Regions from separate parts of the Homo sapiens genome. Here region 2 is linked to region 1. A link is an interaction called in ENCODE POLR2A ChIA-PET data of the cell type or tissue named here. Cell type or tissue: CD4-positive, alpha-beta T cell. All regions are shown on one strand. Links, peaks and the distances in the headings refer to the core of each region. The heading gives the core; the rest is flanking DNA. Region 1 overlaps MAN1A1 (mannosidase alpha class 1A member 1). Region 2 overlaps MAN1A1 (mannosidase alpha class 1A member 1).

Region 1 (4,539 bases), core at 219-4,218:
CAGCCTCCCAAGTAGCTGGGATTACAGGCACGTGCCACCACACCCAGCTAATTTTTGTATTTTTAGTAGAGACGGGGTTTCACCATGTTGGCCAGGCTGGTCACGAACTTGACCTCAAGTGATCGACCTGCCTGGCCTCTCAAAGTGCTGGGATTACAGGTATGAGCCACCATGCCTGACCTGTTCCTGTATTTTCTAATTCTCTTTATACTTAGGTTCTCTATCACACCTGAATGCACCAACACTTATAGTTAAAATTTAGAAAGTGCACTCAAGTCTAACATGTTGGAAGACTGGATTGTAATTTGAGTCAACCTGTTATTTTGTACTTGGTTCAAAGTCAGTCAATACTATTTTTTATATCTATGGCACATTTATGTTACTAGTACTGCAGTAGATTTTTAACAACTTCGTGTCTTAGGGGAGATACTCTGTTAATTTCAAATAGGTCATTGTACAGAATGCTTCACAAAAAATGTTAAATGCTTTCCACTACTGATTTGATGGATGATGAATCTTTGATGTAAAACTTCAAAATAGAATTAAGATCTTCCTCCCTTCACCTCTGTTAAAATTTTGTAAATTAACCCTGGGATTTCTCTGAGATTTATGATACATACATAGTGTATATTTATTTTCATGAGTTTGATCTTAAAATTGTACTCAGGTTGTCCTTAGCTTTAAAAAGCAGTGTTAGAATAATGAAGCACAAAAGTTAAAATAGCAGCATGGAAGTTTTAGAAAAATAGTCCATTTACTTTTTTTTTTAATCAGAAATCATTTTTAGCTTCCCTTCTCCCCCGCTCCGCCCCCCCCTCAACCTCTCCCATTTTCTCAATTAGCCTGTGCTGTCCTTTAGGATTAGAACCTTAATCCAATTTGGAGGATGACTTTTTTTTTCGTTTTTCTGAAATTAAGGGGAGACCTGAGTAATAGGGGCTGGGGCTAAAGACAGTCAGGTTGTCAGAGGGGACTCCTTTCTTCTCAGGCTGGAATCCTCACCAACCTAAGTGGGGGTTAGGGGTATGTGCAGACTGGCAGCCTTAGATTTGTCATGTAAGGCTTTAGGACCCTGCACCTGTGGGGTCACAGTTTTCTTCTCTCAGTTCTAAAACAAGACTTTAGTATTTTATTCCAGACCTATTTGTGTAATCATGAATTTAAAGAACATTTTCATATTGATGGCTAGTAGTTAAAATTCACATTTATTATACTTTATGCTAGCCTTAGGCATATAGCCTATAATTTATATTAACTATTGACAGTTTATACCCTTTTGGTAAAGATCAGATGTGAGAATAATCTGCCTTGGCAGGTTAAAACAAAACACTTTTATTTTGACACTTAACTTTCCAGTTTATTTTTATGGGTAGTTCTGGGGTGGAAAATAATATTTACAAAATAATAAAAGCCATGATTTGGAGACCTGACCCAAGAAGCTTCAACATCCTTAGGTTGCTTGCCTGTGCCACTGTGCCGTGACACATTCCCTACTGAACATAGGCTAGTGTGGGATTGCTCCACCCAGAGGCCCTTCCCCAGAGCAGGGAGGACATGGAGTGTTTGTGAAGGTTTTTCTCTCCTTAACAAGTAGGTTAGTTTTCAACAGTTTAAGTACTGGAGTAGGTGCTGACTGTTAATATACAAAAGCAAAAAAATACATATATACAGTAATGGGTAGTTAATTATGTTCAGCTTCATTTTCTGTAAGCTGTTGATAGTTTCTCCTAGAATATTCTGTCTTCCTCTTATCAAGGCAACTGGGATTCATATAAAGGAGCTTCTTATGTATATGGGACTTAGAAACTAGTTAAAAGTGTGAAAAGAGGTTTTAAAAAATATTTTCAAACAAATGCATCTATCTGTACTTCTTAGGTGAGCTAATGAACTAAACCATCTTGAAAAATTTATCTTAGTATTACACAAAATGCATTTGTATGAGATCTGAATTGGTTGGAATTCATTGAAGAACTTACATATTTGAATCAGATTATTTCATAAGCTGTGGTGGTACAAATTTTTCATTGAAGAGAATTTTAAGCATGTGTCCGAAGGTCAGAGGGGAGGAATGCCTGCAGATCCGTGTGAGGGATGAGGGCTGAATACACAGGGTAGATCAGAATTGCACTGGAACCTGGTTATACCTCCTAACCCAGTCAAGCACCTGTGGTCTTTTAAATTTCTTTCTTTATAATCTTGTGTATGTTGGTCAAAGAAGGGTTTGATTAGTCAAAATAGGAACAGCCACTGTGGGCTCCAGAGATACTGTGAAACGAGTGGCAAAACAACCTCCCCGCCAAGTAGACGAAAATAATAAACAAGATACCTGTTTGGTAGTTTAGGGAAGAGATTCCCTCTTTGAGGAAATAAGTCTTGACTTTTCCCTCAGTATTCTTAGCCTAGTTCCTTGCTTGGTGTTCAGTGATTGAACTATATCTTATCCCCACCCCCAACCTCTCAATCTGTTAAAAGGCCCTTTACACAAACTCTGCAAATTATGCCATGATAACTTTAAATCTCAGATTTTAAAACTAAGTGTATGCTCCGAGTCGTAAGGTATTGCATCTGAATGAGATCTGAGAGGTAGCTCATTCATTTTACAGTAGAGGCAACCAAGACACAAAGATCATTCTGGAAATCACATCACCAGCTAGTGGCAGAGTTGAGTTGCAGAGGGAAGCCCCAGTCTTCTGTGAGTGTTGCGCATTGTCTCCCACATGGTTTGTCTCCTAAATAAAACCCCAAAGAATTGTATAAATTATCCGTGCTTACTATTTGCAGACCCTAATAGAGAGTACAGAAAACATACAATTCTGCATTATTATAAATTTGACCTTATACTAAGTTGGTGGTTTTTCTTTTTTTTTTTTTCAGCCAACGATGGATCAAAGTAGTTTTTAAGTCAATTATAGTAATTTTTAAAAATCTTACCAGTGGCATGGTTTAGAAATCTTCTTCTTTGTAAAGACACCCGGGGAAAGCTTGATAGGACATCTTGTTTTCTTTATAAAGATCTCTCCAAGAAGCACAGGCATTTGTAATCATTCAGTTAAACATTCTTTATGAGGAAAAGTGGGGAAGAAGAAGGAAGGGAGAGAAGAAGAGAGTGAGTTACTGTATATACAAAGGGTGAAAGGGGATCACCCAGAGAAGGGACATGTGATGACTAGAAGGGCTGCTTTAAAATTATAAATGTGTGTGCTCTTCTGATATTGCACCATGGATAATAGAAGAATGACAGCTAACCTAAAGGATGATTGTTTTAAAAGTAGACATGTAAAAATCACACCAATCTATGGGCAATTCTCTCCACCCAAGTAGGTTCTGGCGATTCTCTTTTGGGATGCACTTACCTGTCTCTGATCCATCCATTTGAAGCAATGTAGTGGTTAGAAGGGTGGATCTGGACTCAGATAACGTGGGTCTGAATCTGGCCTCTACCATTCTCTTGCTTTGTGACCGTCTGCAAATTACTTAATCTCTCAGAACTTTAGTTTCCTCATTTGTAAAATGAGGTTAATAGTACCCACTTTGTTGGATCCTGAGGCTTAAATGTGATAGTAAAGCACTTAGAATGGTATCAGACATGAAGTGGGCACACAACAAATGCTGCTTGTGATTATTGCTGTTACTGGTCACCACCTAAAGCCATCAAGCCAAGATTGCATTGATCCATATGCTGTTTAATAACTCAGGAAAGTGGATAATGAAGTTTCAAAAGGGTATCAAAAATAGTTAAAATTGAGTTTTAGTGCTTAAAGGGATACATTTCCAGTTCATCAAAAAGATCTTCCATACCTATAATTTTATTTTGCTACGGTCAACTCTGATTTTCTTTGATTTTTACCAAATTCCAAAAAAACTTAAGTATCTTTAGAATGATATACTTACTGCATATACATCTTCAGCTTCTTCAGAATATATGTTAAAGAATTAATTTGTCTCTTTCTCATAGTCAAATATGCCTATTCCCGCAGATACCATCTTTCAGAGTAGTCACAGTCGAGTTATCTTAATTTCTCTTTTTTCTAATAAATAATTTTTTTATTTACACAATGCAGATCGGGTCTCACTATATTTCCCGGGCTGGTTTCAAAGTCCTGAGCTGAAGCAGTCCTCCCACCTCGGCACCCCAAAGTGTTGGGATTACAGGTGTGAGCCACCATGCCTTGGCTGAGTTATCTATCTTAAGTATTGAAGTTATTCTTCTAAATAGAGAGAGAGATCGAGTAAAGTGAATTTCAATCTGTTTCATCTTGGAGGAATGTTTTTAAGAAGTGAGAATTATTATTTTAGGCTTGGCAAAAATTATATAATTATGATAAATTCTATAATCAGAGCTCAGTCCATCACTTAGTAGTCAAAGTTAGCATAAATCAGTTTTATTTTGTAGCTCAGAGAGTTTGGTCTTTTTGAGACCTTCACATTGAATTTAGATTTATTAGGATTCCAGACCCACTACTCATTTTACACATGAGAAATAAGGCCTGTGAGCTGTGACTTCCTGAGATTCCCCCAGTGTACAAACAATAGCTGAGA
Region 2 (4,271 bases), core at 272-4,271, 50 kb after region 1:
ATTCACTAAGTAGAAAGCTGATACAGAGTTTGGAGGAATAGCTAGCAAAAGAGTAGTCTCTGATTGTAGAGATCGGAGAATTGTCCTTTTAAAAACAAAAACTATTACACTTTTAGTTCACTCTGAAAATCAAACACTCAGAATAGAATTTAAATATGTCTGATAAGTTCTTTTCCAAGAAATATTTTTCCATTTAATGCAATCAATCAGATCTGTCATGCTGTATGGAATCATAAGATAATAAGGAGAATTCTAATATAAGTGTGACTCTAAATAAACATCATAAGGCTTGAAGATCCAAAGAAACAATTTATTATCTGTTCCTCGAGCTTGCATCTCGATATAGCTCCTCAAGCAAAAGGAAACTGGCTGAATCTGCTCCAAAACTAAAATTTGTTATTTTCATTGTCAAGCCTGTTATTTCACTTAGTGAAATCTATTAAAATACGTCATCGTATAGCTAATTTTGGTGAATAAGTTGCCTATAAAAATATCAAATTTCAGAGTTGTTTAAAGTGCTGTCTTGTCTAGTGTGAAGAGGTTGGTCTTTCAGGTACTCATTTGGAAACAGATTTTGACGTGTTCATTTTCTCTGTTGCCTAGATGGGGTTAGATACTTCCTGTCCATGATCTCATGGTATGTTGGTTTAGAAAAAGCCTTTCTTTGCAGAGAGATGGAGCATGATGTTAGGATTGAAGGAGGGAAGCATACAAAATAATTTATATATTAGACTCTCTTTTTCATGTTAGCAGTCTTTGTCACTTTATCTCGTAAATTTACATACATGTATAGTAAATGAGTAGACAAAAACATATGGAAAAGGGATAGATCTAAGGTGGAAGTTATCAATCTCAAACACCCAAGACAATAATAGAGATTAGTACTGAGGCATAATTTTTTCATGATTTGTAATACTCATCTCTTGATTTTAGGTGTAAATTTAGGCATACCATGTATTTTATTCAATTTATATGAATTCAATTTAGATGAATCTGGTTCAGTGTGTTCTTTGATTAAGTGGTCATTGCTATAAGTAAATCAAAATGAAAGAACAATTTCTCCAATTCTGATTTTTTTATTGGTTGGTCTTAACCAAAAACTTCCAATCTCCTCTTGCTTATCAGTTGACATTAACTAATAGGTACATGGAATTTAAATAAAAGACGGGATGTACTTCTTAAACTGCCACTGATGTAAGACTGTGTACTAGAAGCCACTGAATACATGGGGCATACTGGAATGCAATCCTAAAGATTTAAAAGGGAAGTTACTTTTATTTTAAAACAAACTCAGATAGGTAGACTGCAAAATTCACATTAATTGTTAGGATAAATCTCACAAGATTTAGTGTTACAGGCTGCTTTGTCTGCCTACTGTCTTCCCCCTGCTGCAAATACCCCCTCTGTCATTAGGGTAAGTCGGTAGAAAACTTTTAGAACATTATGACTATTAATAAGAATGTATTCATTTAAATTTATTATTTAATGGAAATTAGAATCAGAAGTTTATAAAAATGGCCTGAGACCCTCATTTGTAGAAATTCACTTTTGAAAATCCAGATTTCATACAAAATATATCAAGCCCCAAAGGAAGTTGGTCAACTTCTATATTTCAAAAGAGGATTTTTAAGCCCTTGAGAAATAAGACCTCATATGGGCCAAAGAAGATGAGTATTTATGATTCTAAAGTTTCTGATTTTCCAGTGACCCTGGGAAGGTAGGTTTTAGTTCGTTTAGGCTGAGCTGCACAGTGGTAGTGGCAACAGCTGTCTATTGAGTGTCTGATGAGTGCGTTACCAGCTATTGTGTACATTGCTTTACATCATGGAGGAATTCATTGTCCCTTTCTACGTATGACAAAACCAAGACTCAGAATAAATTAGTTATCTGGGACCTCAAACTCAGATGGCTTCCAAATCAGCCTTCAATCCCAGGTCTTTCTGATTTCTGCAGGATAGCCAACCAATTTGGTGTGGTGGGAGAATTTTTATCTTCTTAGTCCTTTTCATCTACGAATCTATAAAGAGTTAACTAAAGGGTCTAAATTTCAATCTTTTGGCCTAAAAACATAATACAACCTAGAATACTGAAAGAGACCTCAAATTAAGGTTTCTAAATTATTTAAACTTAACTTTGAAAAGGAGAGAGAAAGAATTATATGTTGGAAATTCGAATGTGGTTCTGGTTTTCAAACAGAGAAGATGGTGACTTGAGAACTAGTGATGGTGGTGGTGTGATGTTCCAGAGCAAGATTTATTAAAGACAAGGACATAGCAGTCACTGGTATCCTTCATGGATTAACTAACAAACCAGATTTGCTTCTTAAACAGGCTCACTGGACAGACTATTAGATCCATGAAATCCAAAGCCATAGCAAGTGACCTTGAGTATGGCACCTTGCAGGGTCATTTCTCAATATCGTACAGTACAAGATAAATAGAATTTAGGTTTTAGAATATGTAATTGGATCAATAACTGGTTGAATAACTGCATCCAACAGTTGATTGATGTCTAGCTGAAGATATATTTCTGGCAGTGTTTGACATGACTCAGACCTTCACCTTGGAATAATTTTTATCGGATGTCTACATAAAGGTCTTGATTATCCAAAATTTTCACGGCAGGAAGAGAAAATGCATTATGTCAAGAACCTATAGCCAGAATAAGAATATAAGATCATCTTAACAGTCTTCAATAGGCAGAAATGTGGGAAACTGTTACCAGGTTTAAAAACTGAAAAACACAAGTACTAATTGAGAGGAATATGATTTGAGGGTTTAAGTTTATTAGATTTTATTATTAGATATTATTACTCTTAAACATAGGAAACGTAGTCACGTGAACCAAACTAAATACATGGGTTAGCTTCGCTTTTCCTTATCAGTAATTTTGTAGAATATTAAAGCCTTTGCCAATATTTATGTAAAATTCATTCAGAGTGATAGACCTCAAAGTTAAATTACACCTATATATAGTACTTTTAATCAGATTATATCAGGTGCACATTACAAATTATAAAATACAGTTAAACACACCAGTCTTATTTTGTGATGTTTTTGCCTAACTTTGACTTAGTAATTCTGTCTCCTAACTTGTTTTCATAATTGTCCTTTTATAGGAATTTTTTTGAATTTTTTTAACTTAAGCAATTACTTGACTTTAATTGTTAGATTCTTAAACCTTTTTACAGAGAGCATGTAAGGATAAAATTAATACATACCTCCTTTTTTTTCTGGAAATATTTTATCCCACTAAAATGTAGACTCAAGTGAGCTTGAGGACCTTATCAGTCCTTATTGCCATTTCCCTATCACCTAGGACAGGGTCTGGCACATAGTAGTTGCTTAATAAATGCTTGTTAAAGGAAATAATATCCCATGATTTTGACTAAGTTTATTTGCCAGATATTGACTCCATATATTATAAATTGCTGTGAGTCCCATGATTATTAGTGAATGGTTTGATGTTAGGCAAAAGTGCAGTAGGCCCAATGAACATGAAAAGAAGCTAACTAAAGCTTGAAATGTGCTTTATAATCTAAATAGTAGGTTAGCTATTCTAACTTACCTAGTAACAGAATGTAAGACAGATCTATTTACTAATCAAGTATAAAATATTAGCAGTAATTACTAATTATATGACCATGAATAAAGAGACTTGGTGCATTATCCTGTGAGGTATATAGAAGTCAGAATAGCAGAGCCCTGAATCAGGAGCCACAGTACTCAAGTTCAAATCCTGCTTCTACCAATTATTAGTTGTCTGAACTTCAAAAAGTCACATTAACCACTATAAGTCTCAGCTTCAACATTTTAAAATGGATATAAGAATAGTAATTAATTCATAAGGTCATTGTGAGGACTAAAAGAGTCTATATAAAGACATTAGCACAGGACCTGGCACGTTGTAAATAATAAAAGCAAGCTATTATTGGTGTAAATAAGGGCTATTTCAGCATGGTATAACATACATGATTATTATCATGTCCTTTATGCGAAGATGAAATATCTTCTCAGAGATGAGAAGAACAATCCCAAGCCAAAGGCAAAAAGTTGGAAACCAGCACTAGAACCCAGGTCCTCAGACTTCAAATCCTATTTGCAGTCCAGTTGTGCATCATGATGAAAAGATTCCTAGACTAATGTTGAAGTACCAGCCTAAGTATAGGCTGAATAGCCTTTCAGGAAGAAAAAGCAGACAAATGAATAAAATAAAGGAGAATGCAGAGCAGAAAAAAAAAATGCCCTGGCCCCATTATGTTTACACAAATA

What was found. ChIA-PET counts read pairs that join two places held together with the same protein. Peaks named below come from ENCODE experiments on the same cell type or tissue, not always from the same donor. Only the 100,000 strongest peaks of a DNase experiment are listed, where the experiment ranks them.
Region 2: POLR2A ChIA-PET joins it to region 1 with 5 read pairs; 5 of 35 experiments call an interaction of 5 or more read pairs at or near these places.

The regions. Positions count from the first base shown.
Region 1 is chr6:119,341,469-119,346,007 of GRCh38, reverse strand. The region is part of intron 2 of MAN1A1 (mannosidase alpha class 1A member 1); the gene reads left to right. Among named protein-coding and RNA genes, the nearest start is that of MAN1A1, 6.0 kb to the left of the region's middle. In CD4-positive, alpha-beta T cell, for the core only: no CTCF peak of the experiment used is centred there; a DNase peak (open chromatin) is centred at 2,657.
Region 2 is chr6:119,291,498-119,295,768 of GRCh38, reverse strand. The region is part of intron 4 of MAN1A1 (mannosidase alpha class 1A member 1); the gene reads left to right. Among named protein-coding and RNA genes, the nearest start is that of MAN1A1, 56 kb to the left of the region's middle. In CD4-positive, alpha-beta T cell, for the core only: no CTCF peak of the experiment used is centred there; no DNase peak of the experiment used is centred there.